Regions from separate parts of the Mus musculus genome. Here region 2 is linked to region 1. The links are chromatin loops, found by intact Hi-C in ENCODE. Cell type or tissue: left cerebral cortex. All regions are shown on one strand. Each heading gives the region's core, and the rest is flanking DNA. Links, peaks and the distances in the headings are about the cores only. Region 1 overlaps C2cd3 (C2 calcium-dependent domain containing 3). Region 2 overlaps Ppme1 (protein phosphatase methylesterase 1).

Region 1 (6,928 bases), core at 1,215-6,214:
CCTGCATCAATATGTACAGCTCACCTGCTTTTCTTGACAGCTGCCCTCTTCTGCTTCTGCTCTTTTGACTCTACAACCTTAGATCTGCCAGAGGCTTTGGACTGGTTCATTGTTCTAGAAGGTTCCACTCCATCATCTTCACTGGGGAGCTCACTGGTGCCGACATCAGATTTCTAGGGGAAGACAAACAGAAAGCATGGTGCGGAGAGACGCTTGCTTCAGGGAAGGAGTTACAGTTGTCTCTCCAAAAGCAAGCAGAATTTCTTTTCATAAACACCATTCTACCACAGAGATAACTAACAGCAGGGGCATGTTCCATATTGTTCCTGGTTACACAAAAGTAATCTGCACTTGGGAAAGACAGGCTCTAAGTCCATTCAGAGTAAGCAAGGGAAGCCACGAAAGTTCTCAGGGAGACCACTGCACTGTGTCCGCTGTGTTCTGCACTGCACGAGGTGCTGCACATGCAGCTAAGGATCCAGCATGCTCCTGCAGTGCCTTATCTTGCCTTTACAATTGGAAAAAGCCAGGTAGCTTGTTTGTGGTTGCCAGCTACAAGGGGCAACCCACATTTTTATCTCCAGGAGTCTGAAGTCTGCTTTTCTATCACAGTAGAACTGAGAAAGGACAGATGTCACAGTGTCATTGAGCTGGTGCAAAGGCTATTTTTCCTCGTACTATCCATTCTGTAAGTCATTTATTCTCAGTTTAATTGTGCTTAAGATTAATGATATTTCACAAACTGCCTTCATGAGAGAAATCAGTTGAAAAATTCCCTTTATTTTTGTTTTGATTAAAGGCACCCTCTGTAATTGACTATCAATTAGCCTCTTGTATCACAAAATGCAAAATAAACAGGAGGCATGATGATTATTTGGCTTCAAATGAAAAAGGTCCTCACTCAGTATGCTAACACAGTGTGATTGGGAAAGCCCGGCTGCTCAAGCCTGTCTTATCTAGCTTCCACCTTTTAGAACTTCTCGGGGCATTACCTGTTGACCCATAATCAGGATGACAAATTAACTCAAAGGCCAGAGTAGAAAGATGTTTGCTCATTAGTTTTCCTTTAATAACATCTTTTACAAATGGGCACAGATGCCTGACATGGTTATATATGCTTTTAATCCCAGCAATTAAGAGGTAGAGGCAGGTGGATCTCTATGAGTTCGAGGCCAGCCTGGTCTGTATAGTGAGTTCCAGGCCAGCCAAAGCTACATAATAGGACCCTGACTCAGACAAAACAAAACAAACAAACAATAAAAATAGTTACAGATGAGACAATCAAAATCTAAGTAGGTTCATAGTTTAAAATTAATTAGGGCAAATATAAATTGGGTTGTTAAGAAGCTTGGAATATCAGGAACCAAAACCACACATGATAATGCTGAATTTCTAAGCTGTGACTATTATTACTATTACTCAATATTAAAATGTCAAACATGGCCTTTGGAGCAGAACATGAACATGCTAGCTTCTTGGTCTTCCTGATGCCTCATGACCAAGTTGTTTAGGCCTAGGTAGGTAGCTGTTACCTGGCTAGCCCACCATCATAAGGATGCTTTCTCATATGTTTCTGCTGTTACTAGGAAACTTTCTAATGCCAAGATTGATTCTGTGCCTTGGAAACCAATCATGATAGAAGTCAGTAGAGCTGCTTTGTCTAGTTACCCACAATAAGCTTGGAGCCAAACCAACCCCCCAACAGCACTTCCTTCACATGTATTTTCTTTTATAAGTCGCCTCTGGGATGGACCCCAACATAAGAAAGACACCTGCAACTATTTGGAATATGATTTCCATTTTGAGTAGTGGTCCAGTAAAGTTTAAGTTCCCAAGACCTCCCTGGGAACTGACATCCTACTTGGCAGAAAGAGAGATGAGCCCGGGTAACTGATACCCTGGTTGGTAAGTGAAGACATGAATGTCTGACAAGTCCCATCCCGGTAGGCAAGTTAGGACATGGATATTAGACAAGACAAACCCCAGACACAGTTGAATATCCCAACAAATGGGAGCAGGATAAGTGTACAACAAAGACATATTCCTAACGGAAATCCCCCTACCCCCAAAGCTTGATTGGTGGAATAACTTGGCTCATTTGTCTGTGGATTTTGGGCTTAAAAATCCTATAGAACCTTAACTTGGGGTCAAAGTTCAGCTCCTGAGCCTGAACCATGTCCTTATACATCAAATTTGGAGTGTGGCTTTCAATAAACTATCCCTATTTGACTGAGATTGGTGTCTGAGTGGTTTGTGCGGCGATTCCCAGACCCCCAAACAACTGGCTCAATGTCTCCATCAACAAATGCTTTCTGAAGTTACTTTGCTCACATAGCATGGGGGGATTACTTACGTGTTCTTCCAACATTCATTTACTGGTTGTCTTTTGTCTTTGCTGTATGGGTAAGAAGAACATTTCCACATTCACAGCAGAAGGATCAGAAGAAGGAAAAAGCAGGGATGCAAAGAAGAGCCGGGATGTCTGAGGAGTGGGATGAGACGCTATTGTGGAGACACCAGCGAGTCCATGTAAAAATGGGACATGAGGTCAGGCAGGGAAGTTGGGGCAGGGTTCTAAAGCCAGGTTTAAAGCTTATGAGTGGGGGACAGTAAGACTTCAGGTGACTTCAGTAATGTCTAGGGTAAGGATTCCAGTTCTGCTATTTAACAGCTTATAAGCTATTTATTTATTTATTTATTTATTATTTTTTTATAGATTGGTTTTCTGTGTGTAGCAAGCTGGCCTTAAACTCAGAGATTTCACCTGCTTCTGCCTCCCAAAGCCTGGGATTAAAGTTGTGCACCACCACTACCCAGCAAGTGTTTTTATTTTTTGAGGCTGAGTCTGATTATGCAGCCCTGAATTTGCTCTGTAACCATGGCAGGCCCAAAACCCAGGATCCTGCCTCAGAATCCCAAGTACTTGGATTACAGGTGTACATCACCACAGGCTAGCTTCCTTGTATACAATTTCTCTAAGCTGTTTTTCATGGTATGTAAAAGTGAAAGTACTATCTCATGGTCTAGTAAAAGAATTAAATTGAAGTAAAAGTGAATTAAAAACATTTGGCACAGTTCATAATTAATTAACTTCCCTGCCTGACCTCATGTCCCACTTTTACATGGACTCGCTGGTGTCTCCACACTAGCATCTCATTACTGCATTAGGCCAGTGCTACATTCTCTATTCTCTTGCAACTGTCATTCAGTTAACTGGATTCCTTGTAGTGCATTAATTCCCAGTTTTACGTGGACTGGGAATATAGCCAAATGCTAGAGCACTTGCCCACACACACAAAGCCCTGAGATCAATCACCAGCACTACGCAGGAAAAAAGGATACGCACAACATCCCTTTTCTCTATACAACTTCCTTCTATACCCTTGTGCTGGTTAGATTTTTGTGACTGGCCTACAGACAAGTCTATAGGACATTTTCTTGATTAGTGATTGAAGTGAAAAGGCCCAGGATGTCCCTGACAGGTGGTACTAGGTTGTATAAAAAGGTAGGTGTCAGGAGCCATAATAGGACAAGCTAATAACTAGCAGGTGATCTTCCTGAGATGGACTGCTTCAGATTATAATATAATCTGTGACAGATTTGCTCTGATAGGCGAGACACAGGGGAATTCATTTTAGGAAAGATTCTTGCTATTAATATGATTTTCCTGTTATTATTAAACATACTAGCCCACCTCTTTTGAGCAGACCTCTGCAGATCTACGAAGATGTACTGTCTTGTGGTGATGCTATATAGACAAATAGATGACTTCTTAAATCTTAATGATGATCCTGTAAGAATTCCTAAACTATATAGGCTCTTTCATAGTGGGACTGCTACTAGGTCCTTTTCTGATATTCAAAACTGCAATGAGAACTCTGTCAGTCTCCCAAGTGTCACCAGTAAATTGCTCTTAGATAGTAACCAGACTTTCTCCTACTCAGAGCACATTCCAAGAGGTTGTAAAACAATTAACCAAAGGTCATAAAAAGGGAACTAATGATTTATTGTAGGTGCTAGGACAGAAGATAAAATATTGACTGGGTTTATCTATACAAAACTTCACTAATAACTTAGTTATGGCTTTCAACCTTCTATGAACCTGTGGAGCTGTGACAGGTGATGGATGTTTAGCCAGATAATCACTCCTAATGGATATGCAGGTAAACATTCTCTGTTGTAAACTTCTTTTTTTTTTTTTTTTTTCATTTTCACATATATATTTTTTTTCCATTTTTATTAGGTATTTAGCTCATTTACATTTCCAATGCTATACCAAAAGTCCCCCATACCCACCCACCCCCACTCCCCTACCCACCCACTCCCCCTTTTTGGCCCTGGCGTTACCCTGTACTGGGGCATATAAAGTTTGCGTGTCCAATGGGCCTCTCTTTCCAGTGATGGCCGACTAGGCCATCTTTTGATACATATGCAGCTAGAGTCAAGAGCTCCGGGGTACTGGTTAGTTCATTATGTTGTTCCGCCTATAGGGTTGCAGATCCCTTTAGCTCCTTGTTGTAAACTTCTATTTCAATTTATGATTTGATTTTTTGTGTGAACTTGTGATGAACTTTTTAACATGTGATCATGTATTCTGAAAGATGTATAAGTACTGAGGACAAAGAAATGAGAAAAAGAATTTTTCCTTGCCCCATTTAGGATCTTTTCGTTTTTTTCCCTTAGATAGCTTTCATAGAAAAGCTTTTACAACTTGGTAATAAACCTACAATCATGGCTGGAAGTGTCCTGCGACTTTGGACTGAAAGTTAGAGCCTGCTATCTCCTGCTGAGATAGAACAAAGGCCACATTACTTAATTCTCTGCTGTTAGGGTACAGGTGTTAACTGCCCAAGTCAGTAGCCTTTTACCCTCAGAAAGAGCAAGAAAGTTTTTAGGATTTTCTAGAAGTTATCTTCAGCATTTCAGTACAGTTAGAAAGCTAGAATGTCCAGAGACCCTCAGACTTTAAAGCCACACCAGAGTCCTACTGTCTCCCCCTCACCACTACCCTCTCCAGGACGGAGGTTCCTGGCAGGTAGGCTAAGTGAGCCTGAGGAACACGTCAGGAAGTGCTGATCCTCTACTCTCTCCTTGAGTTCCTGCCCTGCCCTTCCTCACTGACAGAAGATTTAAGCTGAAATAAATCTTTTCTTCTCCAATTGCTTTTGGTCATAATTTTACCACATCAACAGAAAGCAAACTAAGACAGCCATTTCTCTGCCTTTCAAAACTCTCAAGTCTGTTAAACCTTTTGTGCCTGCTTATGCTCTGCCTGACAATATCATATAATCATAAATGCCTAACCCCACCCCCCGACCCCAACACACACACACACACACACACACACACACACTTTGTCTCAATTCTGGCAGCCCTCCCTGACTTACTACCAATTCAGAATAAACTACCTTGTTTTTACTACATGTTTTTTTTTCCCCCCTGACATACAAAAAAGGAAACTCAGAAGTGTGGTGGTCTGAATACAGTTAGAGTGCATCCCAAAAAGCTTTTATAGAGAAAGCCTGGCCCTCAGTGACCAGTAAGTCGTTAGGGAAGAAGAGATGCTTAGTTCTGTTAGGACAAGTCTTTAGAAGGGATGATGGTAGAACCTGGTCCTGCCGTGATGGCATCCTGTTTGGTGATGTGACCCCTTTCTCATATATACCATGAGATGTGCAGCCACTGTGGTCCTTACCAGAGTTTACACTGAGCTACACAAACCTCTCTTTTTATAAAGTTAGCCTACCTTAGGTATTCTGTTATAGTAACAAAAACTGGACTTATACGAGGAACATGACAGCAACCTTCAGGACAGACTACTTATGGAAAGCGACTAGGCTTCTTATGTACAGTGTCTAGAAGATGCTAAACCAGCAACAGATCATTAGGCTTGACAAAAAAAAAAAAGTTGGAATAAGCAGAACTGCCTGGAAAGAATTCCCTATCTTACAAGCCAACAGAGAGGGTTTTGTCACCCGTGAGTAGAAATGTTCTGGACTCTTCTGTATAGATACCAGTGGGTTCCAAGGCATGCCTGTGCTAGCTGTTTCTTAGAAGTGCTCTGAGGAAGCCTGGGATATACTGGAACACAGGCTCTGGATGCAGGGGACTCTGAATCTGATTCTGGCTCTGACACTTGCTACATATCCTTGGAACAAAAGACTTGTGCCTTCTAGGCCCGTCTCTTTATCATCTTCCTCAGCTATAATTATTACTACATAAGTTATATGTAAAATGATAGCTTCCTGCAAGTGTGAGGCCTGGCTACTGAGTGCCGTGTTCCCCACTTGTAGAGCTTCAGATTCAATGACTTACAGGCACTGTGTAAAACAAGTTCTCCAGCAGACTCTGGTCATACTGAGGATCATTCAGGTCACTGCTGCAGTACTCATCACTCCCAGGAGTCGGGGAATCTGGAGGAGAGCCTAATCCATTCCAGAAATGACCTTGGGACAATTCAGCACTGGAGACAGGAAAAACAAAGCCAAGGACTTAACAGAAGGTTCAGCAGAGCTCCTGTCTCTCTGTCTCTGGCAAAGCTTCCTAACATTCTAAATGTGAAAGAACGTACGCTAAGGATGCACTCTAAACTGACTACTGGGTGACATTTTCCAACTCTATTTCCTCTCTCTTAGGATGACGTCAACTAGTACTCAAACCCCACTACTGACTCGCACTGTGCTCTCATGCAGCAAGTGGCTGTTGGCCATTGTGTGTACGGTTGCCATAGAGACGGCTAACCTAAGTCCAGCTGGACCCCTGTGCTATCTGTGCCCTGACAGGCAGGAAAAATGGCACCTATCATTCTGTAAAGCAGATGTTTTTGTAAAAAAAAATGGCTAATTTACAAAAACACCTTCAATTAAGCAAACACATGTACTTTGGAATTATTATGACATGGTTAGTTTTATACTGGATAGAAAAATGA
Region 2 (6,928 bases), core at 650-5,649, 57 kb after region 1:
TTAGCAGTGTTAGCAAAAATTAACCTAGTGTACTCCATTTGGGTATTTTGGGAGGAATCATAGCTTGTAGGTAGACTACTATAATTACCATCTTCAGAATAGCTAGCCATAAAGATATGTCTGGAATGTACATCCTAGCTATCCTTAAAGTTGCTATTTTATTGCTCCTGGTTTTATGATTCCTATCACTGAAATTTATTTATGTATTTATCTATCTATTTTAGGAGAAACTAAAGTCAAGAATTCTGAAGACCTGTCAGCAGAAACAATGGCAAAGTAAGGAAGCAAACAATGATAGATTGCCTGAGTCTTGACACCATCATAAATAGTAGTGCAATTTTATTATGCTGCTGGTGAAATTGTTGGACAGTCCTTAACACACAGATTTCATTTCTGTTCTCTCTTCTCTTTTATCCTTATTAATATCCTTCTTGGTTTATCCAGTCTGGTGGTTATCACACAAATTGTCTAGTTTGTGCAGGCTTTTGGAAATTTTCCTTCTTTGGGTGAAACTAAATGGAATGTGGGTATGTATCTTTTATAGTCTTCTGTTTGGAGAAATATTTGAATATAAGTAGCCTTGAATGCATATTAAGGTAGCCTGCATGAATTCATTAGCTAGTATCACAGGAAAGTGAAGGCAGGCTATGGAAGAATAGCTGCTTAGAAACTGGGCCTCTAAGTCAAGTAGTGTATATTCCATACTTCTCAATGTGTTCACTCATCAGGGTCATATAGCAAAAAATGCAAGTGCACTGGACAGACCCCAGACCTGCTGAATCAGTATTTTTAGCAGTAAAACCTAGACATATAATATACTTTAAAATATTTTTATTATTTATGGGTATAGATAGTTTGCCACATGTTTGCCTGGTCCCTCAGGAACCTCTGGAAAAGCTGCTAGTGTAGTGTTGTTGTTTTGTTTTTGTTTTTCAAGACAGAGTATCTCTGTGTTCCCTGGCTGTTCTGGAACTTGCACTGTAGACCAGGCTGTCGTCCTTGAATTCAGAGATCCACCTGCCTCTGCCTCCCTAGTGCTGGGATTAATGACATAGGCCACAACTGCCTGGCTGCAGCCAGTGCTCTTACCCACTGAGCTGTCTCTCCAAGCCCTGTTATGCATTTTAGACCCGGTCTACCTTCATACATTTACAACTTTCATAGTAAATGTCTAACTCAGTTAATATGTATTTTAAGATGTGTAATTTAATGTCTTCCAGAACATTTTATTTAACTCATTTCATCCTTATCAACTAAAATTTTACTAGAATTGAGAATTTTTCTGGAAGTTATACACTGATATTTGTTCTAAACTTTAATCTATTTTTTTAAAGATTTGCCCCTAAATAATAGAATCATACCCCACATGGCTTTAGATTAATTAATTGAGCCAATTGTCTATGTGTAAGTACATATATATCTTTACATAGGAATGAACATACAGTTTTTTTCTGCTCTGTCATATTGATATATAGTAATATGACTTGGCTTTCCTTTCTGAAGCTGTGTAAGTCTCCTATGTTACTTGTTCTAAAGACTTCTCCTCATCTAAGTCACCTTTGTTCTTGAACTGTGCTGACTTTATGGGTCCATAGTGCTGGATTCCAAGGAAAGGGGCTTTAATTATCCTTAATGTGGTAGCAGAAATTTGCAGCTTTTTTCCTTGTAATTTTGGTAGAAATACAATGTTATTTTGGTAGACCCAATGAATTTAATTGCTGGCTAATTTTACAGTTGATAAGTATGTCTGAGTGAGTGTCTTAGAGAATAGTAGAAAGGACCCTTTCAGACAAGGTTGTGGAAGAATGACATTAGATGACACATGTGCATGACAGGTCCTTGCCTGACATTGCTGCATCACTACAGTAGTTTATTAGGCTCACAGTTTAGAGCCAGATACTAGTCTTGGATTATAGTATGGTAAAGGAGATAGCTGTGAGCCAGAGAGAACGCTCTTTATAACAGTCACTCCTTCATTACTCTATAAAGCAGTTTTATGGCCCAGTCACTTTTGTAAGTCCTACCTTTTTCTACTACTCTCTAGAACAAAAGCCAACAAGAATATAGACCGAAGTTAAGCACAATGTTTAACTTTTATCAATGATTGCTTTTCCAACAGAAATACTGCAAACTTGCAAAGAATTATACTTTACAATATATGAATTTGAAAAAGGCATTTGTTAATCACAGCTACACTGAATAAGTTTTAGTTTTTTCCTTTGCACTAAGTAACACTTTGCCTTTCCCAAGGTATCTTGTCTTTTGAAGCAACACTGCTGTAAAGGAAACTTGGATTTTCTTTCTTTTTTCTTTTTTTCTTTTTTTTCTTTTTCTTTCTTTTTTTTTAACTTTTGAATTCTCTTTTCAGCTGAGTCTTTTCATTTGAATAGTACTTTACCTTTTGGATAACAGTTTACATTCACTTCTCACTCATTTCTCAAAGCAGCTCCTACAGATTGTCCTCTGACTTCCACATGTGCGCACACACACACACACAAATGTAAAACAAATAAGTTATGTTAGATGACAGAAAAAAGCTCCTAGTGAAGTTGATATAGCTCATACAGAGGCTGATCGTATGCTGCTACCCCAAGCCTTATTGCATTATTCATGGAAAAACAGAGGCTTAGAGTAAATTATTTCTCCGGAATGCCAAGCTTAAATTAACATACAGTTGTATATTTATATGATTGTACTAAATTTGTAGGATGATAAAAGGATGGTACTAAGAAAGATCAGAAATTTGGGGTTCTTAGTCCTTAACTGGCCATTTATCTGGAGAACTAGGTGTGTTGCTCTCTGCATAGATACTAGGGACCGTGCATGCAGGCTTACATAGGTGTCTTTGTAGAGTGGCCCTGTGAGTCTTTACCATTTCCCACAACGTTTAGTTACAGTCCAACAGAAGAAACTGAGAAAGCAAGCTATTTTTGGTGTCTTCCTCCAGCACTCTCAGTTTTCTCTTTCTTTGCAGAGATGTTGGCAATGTGGTGGAAGCCATGTATGGAGACCTCCCTCCTCCAGTCATGCTGATTGGGCACAGCATGGGTGGCGCCATTGCAGTGCACACAGCCGCAGCTAACCTGGTACCAAGCCTCTTGGGCCTTTGCATGATTGATGTTGTAGAAGGTAAGTTTTCTTAGTACTGATCAAACCAGATTCAGTCATTTGTAGGAGGTCCCCTGGTATGGTATTACCTTGGCCTTAATTTAGTCTCAATTTCATTCATCTTGAAGTGTACCCCTATGTCTTTGTGTCTTTATACAATCAGCTAGAGAAAGTACCCAAGATGCTGAAGGGGTCTGCAACCCTATAGGAGGAACAACAATATGAACTAATCAGTACCCCTAGAGCGTGTGTCTCTAGCTGCATATGTATCAGAAGATGGCCTAGTCGGCCATCATTGGAAAGAGAGGCCCTTGGTCTTGCAAACTTTATATGCCCAGTACAGGGGAACACCAGGGCCAAGAAGTGGGAGTGGGTGGGTTGGGGAGCAGGGCAGGGGGAGGGTATAGGGGACTTTTGGGATAGCATTTGAAATGTAAATGAAGAAAATATCTAATAAAAGATTATACAGTCATTTTTCATGTTACCAAAAACTATTCAAGAATACCTTTTTATGGCTGAATAATACTTCTAATCATGTGCATGTATGTCTCTTAGTTTTCCATTTAAAAAGAAACTGCTTTTAATTTTCTGACTTACCCTGAGAATCTCACTGCTGCTTGTACAGGTTAGCTATATCTATTGATGTGTGCCACACAAGGAGTGAATACCAGTAGTCAAGAATTGCTGAGACTCATATTGGAAGCTGGCTTGTGTTAATTCTTGCAATGTTATTAAATTGCATCTTTACTTTTACCCAAGTATCACTGAATTTTCCTGTTACCAGGAGCAAAGATATAGAGTTGACTCAATTTGACAGTTTTGCCCCTGTGACAAAATATCTGAGATAAGCAATTTAAAGGAGGAAAGGTTTTTGGTCCACAGTGTCAGGTTTGGGTCTGTGGCTAGTGGGTCCATTTCTTTTAGGATGTGGAGAGTCAGCATTTCATACAGAGGGAGGGAGACTGTACTCCCAGGGCTTGCCCCGAGTTACTGCTTCCTCTAAGTAGGTCCTGCCTCCAAACAGCCTGCTCAGTATGCACTCAACAATAGATACTCTATCAGTGAAGTTAGTATCTTCATTATTTAACCACCTCTCAATAGTGTGAACAGCTGGTGACCAAGCCATCCACACGTGAACCTTTTGGGGAGGAGTCTGCCCGTACAAGTAATGGCATCCCGTCATTGTGAATGTGAAGAGTAACATGAGCAGCTTTGTTCACATGGTGATACAGGCATAGGCAAGGGTGAGTAGGACTCCAATAGCACAGGAAGTAATCTGAACAATTAACCACTGGAAGTCCACGGTGGCCTTCAGAGCAGGAAAGGATCTCTGAAAGCTAGATCATAGTGGAGATCAATATCCAATATATAAATATATTAATATCCAGCATATAAAAACATATACTGTATACATAAATACAGTATGTATAAATATATGTGTATACACACACACACATACATATATATATTTAATGTATATGTAAAATTCAACACCAGAAGGTGATATCATTTAGTCAATGAATGGGCTAAAAAAAAAAGTTCTCAAAAGAAGAAAAACAAATTGCTAATAAAGAATAGAAAAACTATTTCATATCCTTAATCATCATGGAGATGCAAATTAAAACTGTTTTTGAGATTTCAAGCACCTTAGTCAAGATTCCTGTCATCACTAAAACAAATGATTGCTTGGTGGTAAGGATATGAGGAAGGAGGGACCCTTACTCGTTGCTGACTGGAATGTAGCCACACTGGAAATCAGTATGGAGATTCCTCAAAAATTGGAACTACCAATGACCCAACTCTACCTGTTTTGGTAGAAATCAGAATACCAGAGACACACCCATTGTAAAGCTGCTATGTTCACAATAGCCAGGGAATGGAACTAGCCTGGATATCCAGTATAGATGCATTAGATAAAATGTGATACATATGTGCAAAGAAAGTTTATGCAGCCATAAAGAAAAAAGGAAATCATGACATTTGCAGGAAAACAGATGAAACTGTAAATCATTATGTGTCTTAGAGATTTATTGCTAAGAGGAGACACCACGACCAAGCAACTCTTTTTTTGTTTGTTTTTCTGTTTTTTTGTTTTTTTCAAGACAGGGTTTCTCTGTATAGCCCTGGCTGTCCTGGAACTCACTTTGTAGACCAGGCTGGCCTCGAACTCAGAAATCTGCCTGCCTCTGCCTCCTGAGTGCTGGGTTTAAAGGCGTGCGCCACCACACCCAGCGACCATGCAACTCTTATAAAGGAAAACATTTAACTGGGGCTGGCTTACAGGTTCAGAGGTTCAGTCCATTATCATCATGGTGGAAGCATGGCAGTGTGCAGGCAGAGATGGTACTGGAGGAGCTGAGAGGTCTACATCTCGATCTGAAGGTAGCCAAGGAGGAGACCCTCTACTCTCTTCTGTGCTGGGCGGGGCTTGAGCATTAGGAGCCCTCAAAGCCCACCTCCAGAGTGACACACTTCCTCCAATAAGGAGGAGCCTCAGATACTTGGGAGGCAGAGACAGGAAGATTTCTGTGTTTGAGGCCAGCCTGGTCTACAGACTGAGTTCCAGGACAGCCAGGGCTACACAGAGAAACCCTGTCTTGAAAAAAAACAAAAAAAAAAAAAAAAAAAAAGGAGGAACCTCAGAGAACTCTCCCATGTTCTCTTTCATATGTGGAAAGTAAATTTAAAATTGTGTGTGTGTGAGAGGGAGGGAGGGAGGGAGGGAGGGAGGGAGAGGGAGCTATAAAAGATCATCGTGAGAGGAGGACACTATCTTAAGGTGGTGAGAGGGTAATGGGTTATATATGATAAGAGATCAGAAGAGGGGACTTAACTGGGGGAGAAGGAAAGCCAGCTGGAGCGGGGCGTGAAAGGAGTAGTCAGGGAGGGGAGTGTGAGCACCCAGCAACAAAGTATGGCAGGAGTGATGGAGCCAGGATTTGTGTACTAACCTAAAAAGGGAAAAGAAATATTTAGTACAATTTGTAAAGCAAGAAAACGAAAAAGTTTATTGATATATTTAAAATTTTGTTTCAGGTACCGCCATGGATGCACTTAATAGCATGCAGAATTTCTTGCGTGGTCGACCTAAAACCTTCAAGTCTTTGGAGAATGCTATTGAATGGAGGTAACCCACAAACCTAAGACTTAATTTTAAATGTTATATTCTAACCTGCCCCGCCTCTCTTTTCTTCCTCCCTCCCTCCCTCCTTGCCTCCCTCCTTCCCATCCTCCCTCTATTTTTAAGTCAGCTCAGGTACTAAGATAAACAGGTGAGTCTCCCTTTCTGTGATAGTATGTAAGGAAATAGTTCAAAGCAGAGTATTTTTTAAATGTTTCATACTTGCCGCAGTCCTCTGTAAAGTGTGCCTAATATACCATCTCCTAGGACATTAGTGGTCGCAGGCCACCTGCTGTCCAGCTGGGTTTGCCCTGAAGTTGAGGACTTAGACCAGGTGGTCTGCAAGGCCGCCTCCTCCTCTGAAGCTCCATGGTTCTACATCCACTTTCTGTGTTTGACATAAAATGATAAAGAAATAGCAGATGGAGTTTCTGTTCTGGAGTGAGCAGGGCAAGTGGAGATTCCTCTCTCTAGAATTATTTGTGTTTATGATAAAAACCTAATAGTAAATAGTTTATTATAAAAATTGCTGATAGAATTACCCATGGCTTCTGTTAAAGGCTGTCAATCATGAATATATTCATTAGTCCAATTGATAATTTTATAAGTCTGTATAAAGTTTTCTTCATGCTGAAGCACATGGTGACTGCAGCTTTTTGTTTGATCCTATGCAATCTACAAAATTACTCCTTCCTTCTG

Evidence for each region. Peaks named below come from ENCODE experiments on the same cell type or tissue, not always from the same donor. Only the 100,000 strongest peaks of a DNase experiment are listed, where the experiment ranks them.
Region 2: a loop joins it to region 1, with 2.4 times the contacts of the local background. A loop is called at or near these places in 6 of 42 quality-filtered maps.

What each region holds. Positions count from the first base shown.
Region 1 is chr7:100,399,203-100,406,130 of GRCm38, reverse strand. It overlaps C2cd3 (C2 calcium-dependent domain containing 3), which reads right to left. Exons shown (of 33, transcript NM_001017985.3): 8 at 6,316-6,463; 9 at 25-173. Among named protein-coding and RNA genes, the nearest start is that of C2cd3, 30 kb to the right of the region's middle. In left cerebral cortex, for the core only: no CTCF peak of the experiment used is centred there; no DNase peak of the experiment used is centred there.
Region 2 is chr7:100,341,153-100,348,080 of GRCm38, reverse strand. Ppme1 (protein phosphatase methylesterase 1) reads left to right here. Exons shown (of 14, transcript NM_028292.2): 5 at 225-276; 6 at 2,975-3,129; 7 at 6,145-6,235. Among named protein-coding and RNA genes, the nearest start is that of Ppme1, 27 kb to the left of the region's middle. In left cerebral cortex, for the core only: no CTCF peak of the experiment used is centred there; a DNase peak (open chromatin) is centred at 2,887.